Linked DNA regions of Mus musculus: regions 1, 3 and 4 are each linked to region 2. A link is a loop called in an ENCODE intact Hi-C map of the cell type or tissue named here. Cell type or tissue: heart. All regions are shown on one strand. Region 1 has its middle 8.4 kb from the start of Fam126a. Region 2 has its middle 38 kb from the start of Gm42228. Region 3 has its middle 23 kb from the start of Fam126a. Region 4 overlaps Fam126a (family with sequence similarity 126, member A).

Evidence for each region. A loop is a pair of places that touch in the nucleus more often than their neighbours do. Peaks named below come from ENCODE experiments on the same cell type or tissue, not always from the same donor. Only the 100,000 strongest peaks of a DNase experiment are listed, where the experiment ranks them.
Region 1: a loop joins it to region 2, with 2.3 times the contacts of the local background. A loop is called at or near these places in 2 of 42 quality-filtered maps.
Region 3: it touches region 2 in a loop (5-fold over the local background); 9 of 42 quality-filtered maps call a loop at or near these places.
Region 4: a loop joins it to region 2, with 1.8 times the contacts of the local background. A loop is called at or near these places in 6 of 42 quality-filtered maps.

The regions. Positions count from the first base shown.
Region 1 is chr5:24,036,604-24,041,603 of GRCm38, reverse strand. No RefSeq gene overlaps it. Among named protein-coding and RNA genes, the nearest start is that of Fam126a, 8.4 kb to the right of the region's middle. In heart, no CTCF peak of the experiment used is centred here; DNase peaks (open chromatin) are centred at 1,953 and 4,643.
Region 2 is chr5:23,888,398-23,893,397 of GRCm38, reverse strand. It overlaps the pseudogene Gm9534. Among named protein-coding and RNA genes, the nearest start is that of Gm42228, 38 kb to the right of the region's middle. In heart, a CTCF peak has its summit at 2,468 (motif pointing left); a DNase peak (open chromatin) is centred at 2,477; H3K27me3 peaks cover 288 bases.
Region 3 is chr5:24,051,619-24,056,618 of GRCm38, reverse strand. No RefSeq gene overlaps it. Among named protein-coding and RNA genes, the nearest start is that of Fam126a, 23 kb to the right of the region's middle. In heart, a CTCF peak has its summit at 1,976 (motif pointing right); a DNase peak (open chromatin) is centred at 3,158; H3K27ac peaks cover 1,149 bases.
Region 4 is chr5:23,965,218-23,970,217 of GRCm38, reverse strand. Fam126a (family with sequence similarity 126, member A) reads left to right here. Exons shown (of 11, transcript NM_053090.3): 11 at 4,860-5,000. Among named protein-coding and RNA genes, the nearest start is that of Fam126a, 63 kb to the left of the region's middle. In heart, no CTCF peak of the experiment used is centred here; no DNase peak of the experiment used is centred here; H3K27ac peaks cover 257 bases.

The DNA.
Region 1 (5,000 bases), 150 kb before region 2:
CCCACTTGGATAGCTAGAATTTAAAAGACTGATACTTCAAATATTGGCAAGAATGTGGAGCAACTGTGGGTGTGTAAGAGGTACAAGCAGTTTGGAAAGTGATTTGGCAGAATCGGTAAAGGAGAGATTGTGCTGATCCCCCAGCCAGTGTTTCCACTCTTAGCCGTGTACCAGGAAAGTGCAAGTACATGTGAGCCAGAGGCGTGCACAGGATGCTCCCAAAGACATTCTCTGTCACAGTGCCTTCCCCAAGGATGAAAAGTCACACAGATGTCCCCTCAAATGGCCCAAGAAGCCAAAGCATATTCATATAGGAAAGCAGTATGCAGGGATAGACATGAACCAACCAGAGCTACAGGAAGCATATGGAGTCTGCAAAAACAATATTGAGAGACAAAGACAGAGCTGAAAGTCTAAGTCCCATATGATTTCACCTCATGAAATTGAACAGGTAGAGGTAAACTAAAGTGATTTGGCGGGGTGGGGTTGGGGACGGTGACACGGGACGGTGGTTGGCAATAGATCCAACTGGGATCGCAGTTGGTCAGCATGGTTTTTAACTTGGTTGCAGAGTGTCCCCAGTGATACTGTTGAGTAAACTGTAGTTTTGGTATTTTACTTTTTTTAACATATATGTTGTACAGTAGTCCCCCTGCCTCACCCAAGATTTTGTTTCCTAACTTTTCAGTTGCCCATGGTCCATAGTAGTATGAAAATATTAGTGGGGATCCTAGAAATGAGTCACTATGAGTTTTAAATGTTGAGCCACTCTGAACAGCACAGTGAAATCTTAGGCTGGTCTGCTGGTTACCACCAAGAACAGGAAGCATTTGTTTGTTCAGCACCATGTGTGCTGCCTGCCCATTAGCCCCTAGAGCTGTCTTAGAATCTGGACTGTCTCACTATCACAGCCTTGTTCAAGCACCATTCATTTTACTTAATAATCCCCAATGTATAAACATAGTGATGGTGGTAGTAAAATTACAGAATATACTGAAATTATTTTTATTAGATTATTGTTGTCTATTTCTCAATTTGCCTAATTTATGAGCTAGACTTCATCATGGGTATACATATATTGAGAGAAACCCATAGTATGTATAGGGTTTGATATTGGGCTCATATACCCAGGCATTCTGTGGCAAGGTTTTGGAATACGTTCTCTGTCAGGGAACAGCACACTACTGCATTTCAAAATTATCTTATTTTCTAAAGATGTTTTTGCTGTTTTTATGTGTATGGGTGTTTTACTTGCTTGCTTGTCTGCGGACCACATGCATGTAGTGCTTACAGAAGCCAGAAGAGAGCGTCAAATCGCTCAGAACGTGAGTTATAGAAGGTCGTGAGCAGCCATGTGTGTGCTAGAACTTGAACCTGGGTCCCCCGGAAGAGCAGTTGGTGCTCTTGACCACTAAGCCACATCTGCAGCCCCTGCATTTCTACTGTAGAATGTTACAGTAGCAGAGCTGGTGGGACTAACCCAGCTCCGTACAGCCTGCCGCACCTCCATCCTTTGTTTCACCTGCTTTCCTTCAATGGTCTCCCTCATTCTTCACAGTCTTGGGTCATGTCTTCTTGTCCACAGTCCTCAGAGCTCTCTAGCCCCATCCAGTGCAGATTTCTACACTTTTCTTTCCAATATTCTTTCTTAAGAATAACCATTGAATCTCCTGTAAGTTTTTGGCAGATGATCTTGCTAAAAAAATCCAACACTGCATAAGCAAAATCTTTGGGTGACTTTAAGGCTTGGAGCCATGGTCTAGCCTATGGGGTAGAGGTTTCAAGAATGACACCCTACGAATAACACAGAGTAGCTAGCCAGACCATGTCTCTGCTGGGGTAAAAAGAGAAAGTGAAAGATTGTGTGTGCTTTGGCTTTGCCAGGACAGAGGCTGAGAGACATCACGTGATGATGAACCGGGTCACTTTTACAGGTGGAAGGAGAAGCGGAAGCTGGCTTTTGTAACTGATTTTGTAGCCATGTTCTGCCCTGTTTTGGACACTTCCTTGGCATAAGTATTAGGGTGTGGTGATGACTAAGCAGATGAGAACGGAATTAAAACATGGAAGTATTATTCATATGGTGGACTCCCTTGGCCTTTAAAACCCAGAGCTGCTGTGGGGTGTGCCTCTCCTCACTATCCTGTTCATCCCTCTCTGGGCAGCTGGGCTCATGACCCACCCTTCCTCCAGTGTCTGTCTTATTCAGTTGCTTTGGGCATTAAAAAGAGCTCAGCAAGGCAACCAAAGATGTGTGTTCCTTGCTACTCCTGCTTTCTGATACATGGGAAATATTTATTTAAGTATTTTGGAGATATTTAAGGTGGCACCCAACGAAATATGAAGCTAAACATAATTGCAATATATTGTTCTTGTGAACAGAGCGAGTGGTGGGAAACGGGGCCCCTCCCATTTCCCAACATGTACCCCGTGGCTATGCAGAGAAGTGTGCAAATCTGAAAAGAAACCATAAACCAAAATGAGGCGGGGGAAGAAAGCTTGCCGTCATTTTATGTGCTCCTTTAATTTGTGTTTCTGAACTTCCTCTGTGGGCCAAGCATTTTATTACTGCAGGGGACTCAAGACAAACCACAGTTCAACTTCCTCTGGGGCAGTCATTGTTTATCACATTTACCAGCATATTTTCTGTTGCCTGGGATCTCATCTGGCAATGCAAACTGATGGACAGGCTCACGGTTCTATACTGAACATTCCCTAGTGAGGTCTTTTGGTTGCATGCACCAACAGGAGCTTCTTTGTAGGATTCAGGAGCACCTTCCTTGGTTCCTCCCCTCCTCTCCTCTCCTCTCCTCTCCTCTCCTCTCCTCTCCTCTCCTCTCCTCTCCTCTCCTCTCCTCTCCTCTCCTCTCCTCTCCTCTCCTCTCCTCTCCTCTCCTCTCCTCTCCTCTCCTCTCCTCTCCTCTCCTCTCCTCTCCTCTCCTCTCCTCTCCTCTCCTCTCCTCTCCTCTCCTCTCTTCTCTTCTCTTCTCTTCTCTTCTCTTCTCTTCTCTGGCAGGGTTTCTCTGTATGTAGCTCTGGCTGTCCTGGAACTCACAGAGATCCTCCCGCCTCTGTCTCTGCCTCCGGAGTGCTGGAGGAGTGCCTTTTAGAGAAGTTTGAATAATGCATTGGCTAAGAGTAAAAAGGAAGAATGTTTAATGGAAGTTCACTTAGGAAGAATTAACAACCAGCAATGTACAGTCTGATTTTGCCTAATCTTAAAAAAAATAATTTGTACTTCCTCTTATTTGATTATACAACTTAACATTGTGACCTGGAGAGATGGCTCAGTGGTTAAGAATGCACACTGCTCTTGCAGAGGACCTGAGTTCTATTTCCCACACCCACAGGCTGCCCACAGCAACCTTTAACTCCAGCTTCAGGGCCATTCAGTGCCCCCATGGGCACCTGCACACACATGCCCATATCCACACACAGACACATACATGCATGTATACACATAATTAAAAATAAAATAAATCTTTTATGAGACATCTTTTAGAACACTTAGTAAAATGAAAACGTATGAAGAAACAAAGGTTGTGATTTCTCCATGTTTGTGCAATGCTGGTTTGTCTTCTTGTGAAACTGTGACATTGTCACAGTTATTATAACTGTTATTATAAAGCTTCATACCTTTCTAGTGTGATGAAGAAAATGTCTTTTTACTAGATCACAAAATATTTCCAAAGAGACAACTTACAAAAGAGACATGATAGTCCTCCTTCAACAATAATTCTTTTGGGAGACACTGGCTAATATCATATCTTAGGAGATAACAAGGGTATTTTCATTTTCAGTTACTTGAGAGGAGTGAGTCATTTGAATTCTCAGACGTATCTTTATGGCTTATCAATAAGTATGACAGAGGTGAACTCCTTTCCTAAAAGACAAGAGAAAGTAATTTCTTCCCTTTCAAATTCCTATGATGACAGTTTAACTTAAGAGTGCTTACTGCCCTGGGATTTAACCCAGGGCTTTACGTGTGCCAGACAAATGCTCTGCCGCTGAGTTGCACCCTAGCACTGGTCTTTTCTTTTCCATTTAAGATTTGGAGTTTGCTCTCTTCTTCTTCCCTGGGATATTATTTCTAGGAATATGTATAAGGAACATTGAAGAGTAAATTCTCTTTGCAAAATGAGATCCATCTAGCTTACCCATCTGAAGAGACAGAACAACTCAGGTTTTCCTTCTACACACCCATGACACAGATCATCCCCCATGATCCCAAAATGTGTGAGGACTTCTCCCCGCCAGCAAGCCAGCAAGCAGCTGTGTGACAAATACAAGATGAGCGTTTTCTACTATACCTCAGTTCTGACTTTTTTTTCCTCCCTAAGGCTGAGAGGCTCAGATGCCAGGAAAAAATACAGGCCTTCAAAATTTCTGATTATCAGACTTACATTTGGAGCTCTCATAACCTCTTCCTAGGTTTGACTAATTTGCTTTAAAAGACCCATAGAGCCCAGGGAAACATTAATATTACTATGCCTACTAGTTTCCTATGAATATTTAAAGCCAAACAGATAAGCAGGTAGACAAAGAGATGCACGAGCCTGGATGGGAGGTGTCTCTGGTCTCCAGGGCAGGAGCCTCTGTGCCTTGCAGTTGGGTGCATGAGTTCTCTCAGACTTCTGCAAGCCTCCACACGTTCAGTCCAGACGTTCCCGAAGCCTGCCCTTCTGGGTTCTCATGGGAGTCTGTTGCGTAAGCATGACTGAAGCATGGACTGAAGTCATGGCATGTAGAAGTGTGACTGGACAGGCATGGTCTACTGCTAACAGACAGAGGGGGGAACCCAGCAAAGCCTGTCTGTTCAGATTCCTCTTGGTGTCTCTGGGCGGCACTCTTTTCTCCCAGGTGTATGACAACATCCTTCCAAAATGGGGGTCTAAGGGTCTGCTATGAGACAGGGAATGTAAGAGTATGTCCCTACGGCCAGCTCTAGGACTGAAAAGCAGGGAAAGACTAGAGATCGTTTCTAATTTGTATGGCTGGCC
Region 2 (5,000 bases):
TCCTGTGGAGCAGGCAGATGGCCTTTGTCTCCCAGCTTTTGCCTGATGGCCTAGTATGCAGGGTTCACCTGAGGTCTGTCTTGGTCTGTAGCTGAGCACTGTCGTGCAGTGCTGTGCTGTTCTCTGGAAGAACAAATAAAACCAGCTGACAGGACTCCAGGCTGCTCCTGCCCTCGGCCATTTGCTGTCTGAATTGTGAGTAAGAAACCCAATGAGGGGCTGGTGAGATGGCTCAGTGGGTAAGAGCACCCGACTGCTCTTCTGAAGGTCCGAAGTTCAAATCCCAGCAACCACATGGTGGCTCACAACCACCCATAATGAGATCTGGTGCGTCTGAAGACAGCTATAGTGTACTTACATATAATAAATAAATAAATAAATCTTTAAAAAAAAAAAAGAAACCCAATGAATAGAGGCTGGTGCTCAAGTCTCAAGTGAGTCAAACCCAGAGGCCAGGGTGGTGATGGAGAAGCCAGGGTGGTGCGATGGAGAGGCCAGGGTGGTGTGATGGAGAGGCCAAGGTGGTGTGATGGAGAGGCCAGGGTGGTGTGATGGAGAGGCCAAGGTGGTGTGATGGAGAGGCCAGGGTGGTGTGATGGAGAGGCCAGGTTGGTGTGATGGAGAGGCCAGGGTGGTGTGATGGAGAGGCCAGGGTGGTGTGATGGAGAGGCCAGGGTGGTGTGATGGAGAGGCCAGGGTGGTGTGATGGAGAAGCCAGGGTGGTGTGATGGAGAGGCCAGGGTGGTGTGATGGAGAGGCCAGGGTGTGACGGCAGGGAGTTCATCATGGAGAAACCCAAAAGAACACATGAGAAAGAATGGACATGTCACAACAAGGGGCTGGAAGAAAGTAAGACCAGCCAGGCAGAAGAGGAGCTTCAGAGCTAGTTAGCCAAGAGCCGACTTGGGTCACAACAAAGTGTACAGGTCTCACCATAGTTTGTTCATTCACTAAACAAATTCCCCTTCAAGTATAGGCCATGTGCCAGAATCTGTCCTAGGTACTGAGAACTTGTCTCTGAACTTTTCTCCTTGGGGAGCTTGCCTTGTAGCAAGAAGAGCAAACAATAAATATGACCCAGGATTAATTTACATAGTATAGTGTAGTGTAGTGTAGTGTAGTGTAGGGTAGTATAGTGTAGTAGTAGTAGTGGAGTGTAGTATATATAGAATTATGTAGTATATTACCGACAGATGGTAAGGAACTACTAGCAAAGGAGATGACAAGTGTGTAGGTGCTGCAGCTAGAACATAGAAGTTCTGTTAAAATGAAAAATTCAAACCAAGCATGGCAGTGCACGCCTTTATCAGCTGTCAGGAGGCAGAGGCAGACAAATCTCTGAGTTTGAGGCCAGTCTGCTGTACAAAATCAGTTCCAGGATAGCCAGGACTACACAGAGAAAACCTGTCTTGAAAGAAGAGAGAGAGAGAGAGAGAGAGAGAGAGAGAGAGAGAGAGAGAGAGAGAGAGAGAGAGAGAGAGAGAGAGAGAGAGAGAGAAAGGAAGAGAGAGGAAGAGAGAGAGAAACAGAAACAGACAGAGACAGAAACAGAAAGACAGAGAGAGACACAGAGGCAGAGACACACAGAGAGAAACAGAGACAGAGAGAGACAGAGAATGAGAAAGCAAGAGAGAAAGCAAGGGGGTTTCAAGGGTGGTGAAGTCTCTCGGTATAGCTGGACTTCTGAGTCAGATATCTGGAATCCACATAAACCTGGAAGACAAAACTGACTCCACGGGTTGTCTGTCCTCCAACCTCCCCATGAGCTCCATGCTAAGCTCGTGTGATAACCCTCATTTCCTTATCACACCTCATTTCCTCTCCTCACAGCCATGCAGTGCTTTCCTACCACTCCACAGGACCACATTCCCGCCATTTCAGAAATTTCCACTGGTTAGTATTTGAGTAGAAAATATTTTTCCTTTCCTTTCCCTTCTCTTCCCTTTCTTTTTTGTTTTTCCCTTCTCTCTTTTTTGGGAGCATCAAGTGTCCTTGTAGCTTAGGTTGGTCTCAAACTTGAAGACTCAAATGATTTTCAAACAATCTTCCTGCCTCAGGCTCCCAAGTAGTCAGAACTATAGACCCAGGCTGCCGTGCCCAGCTCCTGAATCCTGAGCAGGTGGAGATGACCTTCCGGGAAGATGACCATTAGGGCTGCTGGAGTCGAGAATTCCAGACAGAGGAAAGAGCAAGTGGAAGAGACAAGGGCAGGAATGATGTTCCTGCATCTGAAAAGTCATCACACAGAATGGTGTAGTGAAGGATGAGCGGAGTCGGACACGGAACACTTTAAACTATTGTGAGGACTTCAGGGTTTTCTGGGTAAGATGTAAATATTGGAGGATCGAGCAGAGGAGCTCTGTGGCCTGCTTTCCACCACCCTGGCTGCGATGATGGAGAAGGACCAAACGTGTGCTGCAGTTAAGTGAGGATGAGGGAGGGACTACTGCTCTAATCCCAGAGAGACAAGGGCGCCCCCTTCTGTTTCCCTGTGTCTTTCTTCCTTTCTTCCTTAGACCAAGTCTTCTGCCTCAGCCCCCCCCCCCCCGGGTGTGGGAAATCCAGAGAATGGGAAACACCCGGTTCCCATCATCCATAATTTGCACTTCACCCCCTAACCTGGAGATTCTCTTGTGCCTCCGTCTTCTTCCCACCCAGAGAGCCAGGTCCAGCCCAGCTCTGTTCCTAGCTCAACTCCTACATGCTCTCTGAACTGTTGAGGAATAAGTCCACTGAAGGTGCCTGTCCTACCTCCCCAGACTGGGCTGGCTGGAGCTACTAAGCTTTTCCATTATCCAATAGGCCATGTCTTTTAAAGTATGGAGTAACTGGCTCTCTGCACTTGAGAAAGGGGACATCGCTAAATTTTCACCCGGAACAATAAGAGACAACTACTTTAAGCCAATGGAAAAAGAATCTGGGAATTCCCTAATTTGTATATATTGTATATATTTTCTGTTGCCTGCATTTTTATTTAGCCTAGGCTAGTTTCTGAAAGTATATTAATGCTAAGCAACACTACTTTCTCAGTTACTGGAGAATCTGCTTTGAATATATGCTCAATTTGGATTTAATAATTATAATGATTTGGATGTCTATGTTTTAAAAGCAACTTTGATCTACCTCATGAGTCCAAGATTTTATGTTGGCTGTGCCTTATCAATATGGGTAATATGAATTATGAAGTTAATGTTTTTATATTGTTAAGAAAACTTACATTAAAGATGATGGAATGTCCCAAAGTAGAGCATGCAAAATATAGGTGTTTGTTTTAAATGAGACAGGTATAGTAGTGCACACCTTTAATCTCAGCACTTGGGAGGCAGAGGCACAAGGATCTCTGAGAGTTTGAAACCAGCCTGGTCTACAGAGTGAATTCTAGGACAGCCAGTGCTATTACACAGAAGAAACCTGTCTCGGAAAAAAAAAAAAACAGCAAAAACAAGCAAACAAGAAAAAGAGAAGAGGGGATATGTTTTCAATGACCAACTGTAGAATGAATACAAGAAAATGAACAAAACATATTATAAAGCATGATTTTATATATATATGGTAATGTGGAACCCCAGGGAATAAGGGCACAGCCGGCTCTGAAGCCACCTCTCAGGGACCACTCTCAGCCACACTGTCCGCACCCTTGAGGACTAGCTGTGAGCGCCTCACCCTGGAGGACTAGCTGTGAGCACCTCACCCTGGAAGACTAGCAGTGAACACCTCACCCTGGAGGACTGGCTGTGAGCACCTCACCCTGGAGGACTGGCTGTGAGCGCCTCACCCTGGAGGACTGGCTGTGAGTGCCTCACCCTGGAGGACTAGCTGTGAATGCCTCACCATGGAGGACTGGCTGTGAGCACCTCACCCTGGAAGACTAGCTGTGAGCAACTCACCCTGGAGGACTAGCTGTGAGCACCTCACCCTGGAGGACTAGCTGTGAGCCTCATGGCACCCATCCTTCCTATCTCTCATTTCTGATTTTTCTTTACTCCAGTGTAGCTCTGCTGTTGACAATCCTCAGTGGTGTAGTCATTTAGTCTCTGAAGTTTATATAGATGGACTTCTATGGTATACATTCTATCTTCTTTTTCTTACTATCATGTTCATGATAATTACATTGTTAGAAGCAGCCCTGAAACATTTCATTACTGTGTAAATTTCCATGTCTAAAATAGAGTAATTCACTTTATAAGTGTTTCCCAAAAACCAGCTTTGGCTCCATTGGCTTTTAAAATTAATTTATTTTAAATTTTTTATTAATTCTTTGAGAATGTCATGCCACATGTTTTGGTGTTTGCCACCAGATCTCCCCTTGACTTCTCCCAGATCTGCTTCTGCTCCCCACTCCCAGCTTCATACCCTCTCTTTTGTGTGTCCTCATTTTCATTATATTTCCAGTTTGGCTCTCCCTCCCTGACTCCTTCTCTCTCACACACACCCTTTCCTTTCTTCCTTTCCTTTCCTCTCTCCTCTCTCTTGCTTGCTTCTTCCTTTCTGTGCTTGAGACAGAAAGCACACTGCCACTGCCCCACTTTCTCAAGGCAACTGCTCTGCCACGGAGCAGCCGTCCCAGCCTCTGGCTCTTCTATTTCTTACTTTTATTTAACTTGTTTCCTTTGCTCTCTTTGAGGTTCATTTGCAGCTCATCTTCTCTCTCTCTTTCTCTCTCTCTCTCTCTCTCTCTCTCTCTCTCTCTTTCTTTCTTTTTCATTTTTTTCTCGTGTCAGGCTTTCAGCTCTCTCTATGTAGCCCAGGCTGGCCATGAATTCACAATCTTCTTGCCTCTGCCTCTTAAAAATAAATGAAATAACAGTCATGAAACATCATGTCTGGCCCCTTTCTTACTTTTTTTTTAATGAGTACATTGCAGCTGTACTCACAGACACACCAGAAGAGGTCATCAGATCCCATTACAGATGGTTGTGAGCCACCATGTGGCTGGGAATTGAACTCTGGACCTCTAGAAGCGCAGTCAGTGTCTCTTAACCACTGAGACATCTCTCCAG
Region 3 (5,000 bases), 160 kb before region 2:
TATTAACTAGTTTGTGAAAAGAACAAGTTTTGTAATTGTTTTACTTGACTCCAAAGCCTTTGAAATTTTCATTCATCACTCTGGCTAAAGACATACCTAGAAAAATAAATAGAAATTACTGGAAAATTTAAATATAAACAAAAGGGAAAGCAATGTGATGTAATGAAGCCTATATATCCCTCATTTATCTTCAATGACTAATTCATTCAATCTTATTCCCTTTTTACTGGCTTACTATTTCTTTAACATCTCCTCCTTCTACTCATCTATTTTGCAGTAGAAATAGATATGATGTTACTTCATTTGAAAAAAATATGTACTTTCAAAAGGTAAATGTTCTAGACAAACAAAAATATTTGTCATAGTTGGCATCCTAGTTTCATTTACTTTATTGTTATAAAATACTCTGATCAAAAGAAGGCCACAAGTGATGGCTTATCTGTTTAGAGTACTTGCTGTTTCTCTGAAGGGCTTGGATTCAATTCCTAGCATCCACATAGTGGCTTACAACCAATCATAACTTCAGTATCAGAGATCCTAACACCCTCCCTGACCTTCTAGGTTACTAGGCATGAACTCGGTGTATATACATACACACAGGCAAAACACTCATGCATATGCAGTTCAGAACCCCTTGCCTAGGTGCCCCCTACAGTGGGCTGAGGTTTCCATATCAATTAACTTTGTTGAGACAGTCCCCCATAGACATGCCCACAGGCCAACTCAGTGTAGACAATCCCTCACTGAGACTCTCTTCCCAGCTGATTTCTGAATTATATCAAATTGAAAACTAAAGCTAGCCATCACAGCTGGGTATTAAAGTGTTTCTCCAGTGCCATTTAAACCTTGTTTCCCTTGCAGCAGAGTTTGGAAGTGGGCTTTTGGGAAATGACTGGCTAATGGAGGGTCTGACTTCATTATCGGCAAATTCACAATTTGATGGGAAGTGATAGAAATTAGGTAGAACCTTGTTGGACATAGGATGTTATTTAACGGTATGTCTTTAAAATATGTACTTTTACTGGTCCCTTCCTGTCTGTCTCTTTTCTGCTTTCTGGCTGTCCTGGGGAGTTCATGTTCCTTCTGTTTTAAGATTCTACCTCACTACAGATCTAGAAGCAACATGGGCTGAAACCTCTGAAACCTCTTACTAAATTAAAACACATCTTTCTCACTTAAGTTATCAGGTTATCTTGTCACTTCATTTCAACATTCTAACACAGTGACTAACTATAATACTATTATTGCAATAAAATAAATAGGCTATACATTTCTTAACATTTCATCCATATTCATATTTTACTTTCTTTATGTGTTATGTTTATGTGTTTCTTTATATGTTATTTATGTATATATGTATGTGCATGTGAGCATATGTTCATGTGTGTGCGTGGAGACCAAATGACAGCCTTAGGTGTCATTCCTCAGGGGCCATTGACCTTGTTTTTCAGACTGAGTGTCTCATTGGATGTAAACTCTAAGAAGGCCAGGCTGACTGAATATCAAACACCAGAAACCATTTGTCTCTGCTTCTCCAGCTCTTGGATTACAAGCATGTACCACTACACCTGGTTTTGTTTTTTACTGTGGATTCTAGGGTTTGAACTGAAGTCCGTGTGTCTGCAAGACACTTTACGTATGGATGGAGCTATCCACCCATCTCTTATACATTATTTTATTCAGTTTGTTGCTTGAATAAGGATGAGTAGAACCAATTTTCTTTCTGTTTTACTTTTGTTTGATGTTTAACTTACTTAAAAATCTTGTTTGGTTTATGTTGGACTATCTACACAGCAAATTAAGCTTGAGGGAACTAAGAAAACTGTAGCTGTATTTTGTGTGTTGGTAATTGTGTCTCTACATCCTCTGAAAGCCCTTTGGCTGTTAAGCATTTCTGATGTTGCAGTTATATTCTTTTTTTTAAATTTTCTTTATTTATTTATTATATGGTACACTGTAGCTGTTTTCAGATACCCCAGAAGAGGGCAGCAGATCTTTTTACGGATGGTTGTGAGCCACCATGTGGTTGCTAGGATTTGAACTCAGGACCTTCAGAAGAGCCGTTGGTTCTCTTAACCACCGAGCCATCTCTCCAGCCCAGTTATATTCTTTCTATTGTATTAGAAACCCAGAAATTGGCACACACATGCACTAGCAAAAGACCTGGAATTCATTATGATATAGTTTCCATATTTACATTGAGGTCTTGACCTCCTCCCTTTCTAAGAAAATCATGGGAAGAAATATCCTAGTAGAGAGAGATCTGTCCATCATAGTGTGGGGAAGGAAAAAGGACCACCTTCCTACATAAATATTCTGCACGTCTCATGAACATTCACAACAACGTCTTAAAAATCCACCACAAAGAACCAGAGGGCTACCGACTGCCCCCTTTGGGTGTACCTGCTGCGCTTTCTCTCTCCAGAGTGTATACCCTTTGCATTGCTAAGTAAACTCCACTTAGACTGTGTGTGTCTCTTAGCTGTGCTCTCTCCCTTGAGAAGACAGAAGGAGGAAAATGTTTCACTGGTAACATCTATAACTACACTCAGGGCCACAGGAGCTAGTAACCCTTCAGTAACAAATTGTAGATAAACTAACAAGTGACTATGCCACCAGGGCACTATGGCAGGAGTCAATCTCAATGCCATTTCATGAACATGTATGCAAAGGTTGCAGCATTTGAGCACCATGACTAAGCAGGTTTGTTCAGTATCCTTTGCTGACTGCTTACAAGCTAAAGGATCAAATGAATACAGAATTTGCATATAGACCTGAATAATTAGAATGCTACAGAATAAGAAATCTAAGTGTTGTACATATTTCGTTTAATATTTCCTATAACAGAAATACTTAGAGTACATATCTAGACTCTAGTCTGATGGTGTTGCAAGGCTTGAAGTGAGTGATGCTGCCTCAGGTCTTTCTCCTTCCTTCCAGCTCATGGTGGGTGACGCCCTTCTTTCCTTTTGTCTTTCCAGAGACCCTTAGCAGCTATGTTTCTGCTTTGCTCCACATCTTTAGTTTACTAAGTTAATTTTACCAAGAGCTCTGATACCCACACGTATGCAAATGCTTGTTTAAGGGGAAGCTAACGAGGGATCATGGGACGGGCAGCAGGGCCCTTGAGCTCGTCTGTAATTTGACTCCTGTTACTAGAAATATTCATATCTTTCCAGGGAGGTTAAAAATATAACATTCATTTGTGGTCAGTAGAATCTATTCAGTGCAGTCTCCGGGGAAGTCTTGAAAAACAGAACAAAACAAACCGCTGGTGTCCTTGGCCTTCAGCCCATGGAATGTCAAGGTCCTTGGCATTAAGCCAGCATTCGCTCTAGTAATCAAAAATATATTCATGCAGCAGTTAGAATAATTATACATTATAATTATGTATAACAGCTCAAGTATAGTGATTAATAATGACCACAAATAAATGGGATTTAGGATGTTTTTCTTAATTTTATAATCTCCTTTGCTCGTGAAGAACAATATAAATTGCCATGGGTATTCCTGACATTGTGGTAGAGAAGGAATAAACCAAACTTTTATTATTTTGTGTTTTCTCAATGAATCAGAAATGCAATAATATACATTCAGTGTTGTGATTGGTAGAGCATCTCAATTACAATAAAGAACATTTTATAGAGTCGTTCTCTAAGTGGATGGCAAATATTTGCTTCAAAAACTGTCTGTAAGGGCCTTTGGCCTCAGCCCCATAAAGCACAAAACCATAAACATCCACTGTGCTCAAATAAAGTTAAAAAAAAGAGAGAGAGAGAGAGAGAGAGAACATCAAATAACTTCAGAAGCTATTTATTATAAACTTTCTCCAAAGTACCTGTTAGTCTTCAAGATGACAAAATTAAATAACCTACTACCAACTATAACATTAAAACTCAAAGCAAACCTAGGAACTTCTGTCCAAGAGTTTAAAGTGAATGCTTCCTAATGCTGTCATTTCTCACTGTTAAAGATGATAAAGAGACAGAAAAAAATGTCCTAAACAGTTCTTCATAAGCCGCGGAGTGAACCATGAAGCCACAGTTTCACTCTGCTGAGCTTAGTGGTAAAAACCTCCCTCCTTACTATGGTTGCTCAGAGCCAGCAGTGTTCAGGGAAACCACAGCAGTTTGTCCCGCTGCTCTGGAGGATCAGCTGATCCACATGGGCAAAGGTATAGCAGGGGTCGGGAGAGGTTCAAAGCTCCTGGATGAAGACGGTGGGATGAAATGGTTGAGAAGGGACAGACATGGGGAGAAGGACAAGAGCTTCCAGAGTTGTCCTTGTCTGCGTTTTAGGTCTGGAAAAGGCCACAGGCAGATTTGTTTTATTTTTTCCTATTTCTGGTTGTACTTTACAAGGTCACTTACAAGTGAAAATACTTAACTGGGGAGATAAATAAAATTTCCAAAATATTCCCCCTTCACTCACAGATAATACTCTCCACAGGGCGGCAGGCAGGGAGGGAACAAGCAGCAACTGTGTGTCAAGCCAGGGAAATGTTAGTGATCCCCCAAACACACACAGGAGCGGATCTGATGCAACTCACAGCAGAGGCTTTATTCTATTCGAGCTAGCTCGCACACCCCACCCACCCCAGTGCCCCGCCTGCTGTCATGCAGGACGGTTTTGGTGGTGGTGGAGCCCCGAATGTCTATGAGGCAAGGTTTTATAGTAAGCAGCAAGCAGGAAGTACCTGAGCAAGCATCTAATTGGAAGCTCTTGTGGCCTTTAACATGATTGGCTGGTGCTGGGCGTCATGTCATAAACTTAACTTCCGCTCCCTTCTGCATTGATGGTCGTTAGGTAGAAGGTGGGCTTGTAACCTGGGGTGCAGGTTTGTTGGGGGAATAACCTGGAGACACCGGTCTTGTTGGAGGGCCTAGAGACTGGAGCTAAGCTCAGGTTTTGTTGGAGGGCAACTTAGAAACTAATGCTAGATACCAGCCTGATAGTTTACCTGAGTTCACACTTAGGTCAGGTTCTCTAAAATGGAGTCT
Region 4 (5,000 bases), 77 kb before region 2:
TTTTCAAATTATTTGAAATCAATTGTAAATATTTCTTTTTATGGATATAAATTTATCATAATGTCTTTTGCATACATTTTTGAGTTCCAAGGAAAAGCAACTCTTTTGTTATATAATTTATATTCCCTTAAAACATCTTCTATATAATTTTCTTAAAGAAAGAATTATCTCTCTCTAGTTATAAATGTCAGTTTTTTTGTATAACATAATAAAAATGAACTAGTTTATAAAAGATTTTTGATATTCCTAAGCATTGTAACAAACCTACATTTAGAAATGCCTATGTCATTTTTCTGAAACAATGAACTTTTGTTCTTTTGTTTGTTTGGTTTTTGGTTTTTGGTTTTTGGTTTTTGGTTTTCGAGACAGGGTTTCTCTGTATAGCCCTGGCTGTCCTGGAACTCACTTTGTAGACCAGGCTAGACTCGAACTCAGAAATCCGCCTGCCTCTTCCTCCCAAGTGCTGGGATTAAAGGCGTGTGCAACCACGCCCGGCAAACTTTTGTTCTTTTTACCACCTAAAAATATTTATTATCTTAAGCTGTGAGTTACTTGACTGACTAAAAGGAAAAAACATTTTCCAAGCTTACCTTTTTCCTATGTTCTATATTTTCATCTTAATTTATAATCGTGTAATAGAGATTCATTCAGTTAATTAAGAAGTACATTTATTAGGGCTAAGGAGATGGCTCAGTGGTTGGGAGTACAACCATTTTTAACTCCAGTTCCAGGGGATTGGAAGCCCTTTTCTAGCCCACACAGCACTAGGCACAAAGGTAGTGCATATGTGTGTGTGTGTGTGTGTGTGTGTGTGTGTGTGTGTGTGTGTGTGTGTGTGTACATGAGAAATACTTGTACATACAGAATAAACATTTTAAAAATTTAAAAAAGACACTAACCAGTAATAGTCTCTGCTAAGCTTGTATTAGGCATTTAACAGTGGCCAAATAACACTTAATCTGTGTAGAATATACAACTAGGTAGACAAGGTAACTGTAGCTTGTTATAAGTGATTTTTAAAGAAACAGAATAGAAGAGAAGGCATATGAAATGTAGGGATGTTGAGACTTTTGATGGGGCGACAGGGAAGTCTTCATTGACGAGGTTTCTGAGGAAGTAAGATGTGCCTTCCAGCTATTGGGGAAGCCCAGGAGGCCAGTCCAACACGCTGGGGAACAAGGGACTCAGGCACAAGAGTCTCACAGTAGAAAATGCTGAAGAGACATTAAGGAAAGGATTATGTACTAAATACTTGGGTTATATAATCATGTTTCTCCACTGTCTAATCTTCCTAAGAGTTGTCTTTTCTTTCTTGCTGTTTCCAGAATAACATGTTTTTCTTTTTGTTTAGTTTACTGAGTACGCAGACATTTCAGTTCCCTTAGAACAACCACATTTAATTTAATTGGAGGTTATTGTTACATTTAATTTCATGATTTCCTCTCTGCTCAGCCCCTGACCTCTGTCCTGAGAGTGACTAACAATTCATCTGCTAGCTTCGCTTTACAAATACCCTTCTTCCATTTCTGACTCCCTGCAAATTTCTATTGGCGAATCAACATTTTTAAACCATTAACTTCCATCAGCATGTTTTCACAAATAAAACCAATTAAAAATAAAAACAAACTGACCTTGAGTTATAAATTCTTCAGGTATTCTTCTAGAGTGTTTTTACTGTGACTCTTTATTCAGCCACAGTAAATTATTTGCCTTCTTTGAAGTGACCAAGAATCTAGACAGATAAATTAAACATTGTTGGGAGATGTTAGAGAATGTTTGCGTCAGGCTGGTTCTGACAAATTGAGTTAGAATTCACTGTGTGGATGGATGGACATTTGAAACTAAAAGTCTCATTTCTTTACCTAGTGCTTTCTGAACTGCAGTTTCCTCTTAGCAAATGGGGATTAATTAAATGGTCCACTTCAGAGTCTCACTACCATGTTGTTTTGAGAATATTATAGAGTAATATGTAAGAATGTGCTTTAAAAAAAAGTGCTGTTGAGTATCCCTTATTCTGTTAGAACACCTATATGTATCTTAAAAAAATTTTTTTTTATAAAGCTTAAATATTAGTTACTTTTGGAGATTTTTTTTGGTTGGTTGGTTGGTTGGTTTTTATTTGTTTTGTTGTTGTTTTTGTTTTTATGCCCTGGTAACTGCCAACATTTTTTATTCTCCCTCTGAACTGAATGTCTTTGTAATTTTCTTTCTTGACGTGGTTTCTACAGTATAAGTGAACGAGTCTTGGCTGCCACCCAACAGTGTCATGGTGACTACTCTGTGTTGCTATAACCTCTGCCACACACCATGATAAGAACCGATTTGCCCTTACTTTTGAAAATAGCTGTTGGAAAGTGGGGGTAGGCTTAGCTGGTTCCACACACAGGAACAGCGGGGTTCCAAAGCCCACTAGCCTCAGCCTGCCTGAGAATGGGGAACTTGGTATGTGAGGCAAATCAGACATGATCAGGCTAGGATCATGGATGCGGGGCAACAGGAGCTTCAAGGAGATGGAAAGTGTTCCCTGTGGCTAGCCGTGGCAGGCAGGGCCCGGGTGGGAATCCACTTTCAAACTGTGAAGGATTCAGAGCAGAGCGTTGATTTCTAAACAGCTGCATGCTAGTCACCTGGGAGCTCAAGATGTGTAGTGCCCAAACTACTTCATCCTATGGATGAATCAGGTTGCTGTGGTGAAAATGGGCACCTGGAAGGCTCCAGGATGGCAGATGTCAGTGAAGCTCGGCCTCCCTGGATCGTGCAGCTGTGGCCTCTGTTCTTTTACTGTGGCATGCTGTTTAGCAGACTTCAGCAAAATTCATAAGGCTTTGACGATTCTAGCTCCGCAAACAAAATCATTCTTCTCAACAGATTTGTGTGCTACATCTTAATGGGTATACAGTGTTCTTGGTTTTGGTTGTTTTGTCTGTTGTTATGGAGTTTAAATTTCACCACTGGTCTATTTTTCACATATTTATGTTATTTTTACTACTTATTATAGATATTTACTTAAGATCTTTAAAACCTTTTATATTTAAGGCACAGAATAAAGTTATCTTGATAGATATTTACTAGTTATGAGTTTTGTTCATTTGTTTGAATTACTGAGGCTGTTTTCAGGGTAAACTGAGAACCAGTTGGCTTTTCATATCTTGTTTTCATTTTTCTTCATTGTAGCACATCAAAATGTATAGTCTCAATAGGAACCTGAAGAAATGGACTGCTTAATTCTACCTTAAGCACATAAATGTTACTGATATTTGAGATTCTGAGTGTGTGAGACAAGAAGGGTTGCTAAGCACCAAGGCATGATTGAATAAGCAGTACCTTAATTATCATGGTTGATTATTAAGTCAGACTGGATGTAGTCTAATAAAAAATAAGATTTGAAGTGTACAAAGGGGACTTTCTAATTACTTTGGTTATCATTGTTGACAAGAGACAGAGTTTTTGCCTATAATTTGGGAGCTTTTACCTAAAGTTTATGTAAACTTAGTTGGTCACAATATTTTTAAAAGGCATTCTGTTTTCCTTTGTGAAAAAAATGTGTTTCATATTCCATGTAAAATGTGTGTGAAAATACAGAAAGTGAACTGATGCTCACTGGGCTCCTGTGCTGCCGCAGGATTGTAAATGAAGGGACTGACAGTGTGCGTGTTTGCCTTAAGTTATACCATTCAATCATCCAGTTTTGTTCTCTTTGGTTTTTTGTTTTGTTTTGCTGTTTGGTTGGCATTTTCTTTTGTTCTGTCTTCAGCCATCATTTTGTCTGATCATCTTCAATCCTAGAGCAACCTGAGAGCAGCTGTGCTGCTGCTGCTGAAGCGGGCATCCTTGTCATTCCTGAGATTAGTGTCACACATGTGTCCGGAGAGAGGACCGGGAATGGGGAAAAAGGCAGAGCTCTAGGAGACATTGACGCCCAGCATATGCAGGGTGTGCAGGAAACAGCCACAGACCCTAGGAGTGAGAGCAGAGGCTTGCCCGAACTCAGGAGGCAAAAATCTGTAAGAAAAATGATGGAGGATGGAATGTCCACAGCTGGCAGAGTGCAGTTTTAGCAGACGCTTTGTAGCCGCAGCCCAAGGTACCTTGAGGCAGGGGCACCGTGCATGCTATGTGCGCGCTCGACAGTTGCACAGTCACAGACGATTTGCATGTCATCTGATAAAGTGCATGAATTTGCATCGTAATTTCTCGACGACCTTTAATGCTCTTCAGAATGGTCACCCTATGTAGTAGCAGGAATTTGTTAGAGAAACGGAGGCAGAAATTTGCTTCTGAAGTAATTTTCTGCTTAAGTTTTGGAACTAAAATGATTTTTCCATTTCTTAAATATGAAGGGTAATGTATATAGACTTTTAACAAGTTTTGAGCTTGTGATAGTTACAGTGTATATATGTATGTATATGTATATATATATATATATACACACACTAAGAGTATCTAGAATGGAGAACACAACCTTCCTAAAAAAACCTCTCTGCATATATTTCTGTTTTAACTTAAGTTTATTAGTAGGAGCTACGATACAGAGGTCATCACCAGCATTTAATGTCTGACCTTTCTAATTGCTTCTGCTCTTTGCATGCATATAGGAGAACTCTTCATAAAACTGTAGTGGGGTAGTTTACAGCATGCTTGTGGTTTAATATATTCTAAATCGCTGTCATTTAATTACAATGAATGTGTTTTGACATTTATAAAATATTTCAACTTATCCTTTGATTTTTGTTCTGTAATCTATTGCTTTAAGAAATTCTACTAAGGTATTGATTGCAATGTAATTGATTTGGTATTACTCTTTTAAAAGTTACTTAAGATATTTAATGTTAATTAATCTTTGTCATTTCTTTGTTTAGGAGATACAGAATTAACAGGTCAAGAAGAACTGATGGACATAACTGAAGTTGACGAGGGATTTTATTCCAGGGCTGCGTCTAGCACCAGCCAGTCGGGTCTATCAAACAGTAGTCACAATTGTAGTAACAAGACAAGTGTAG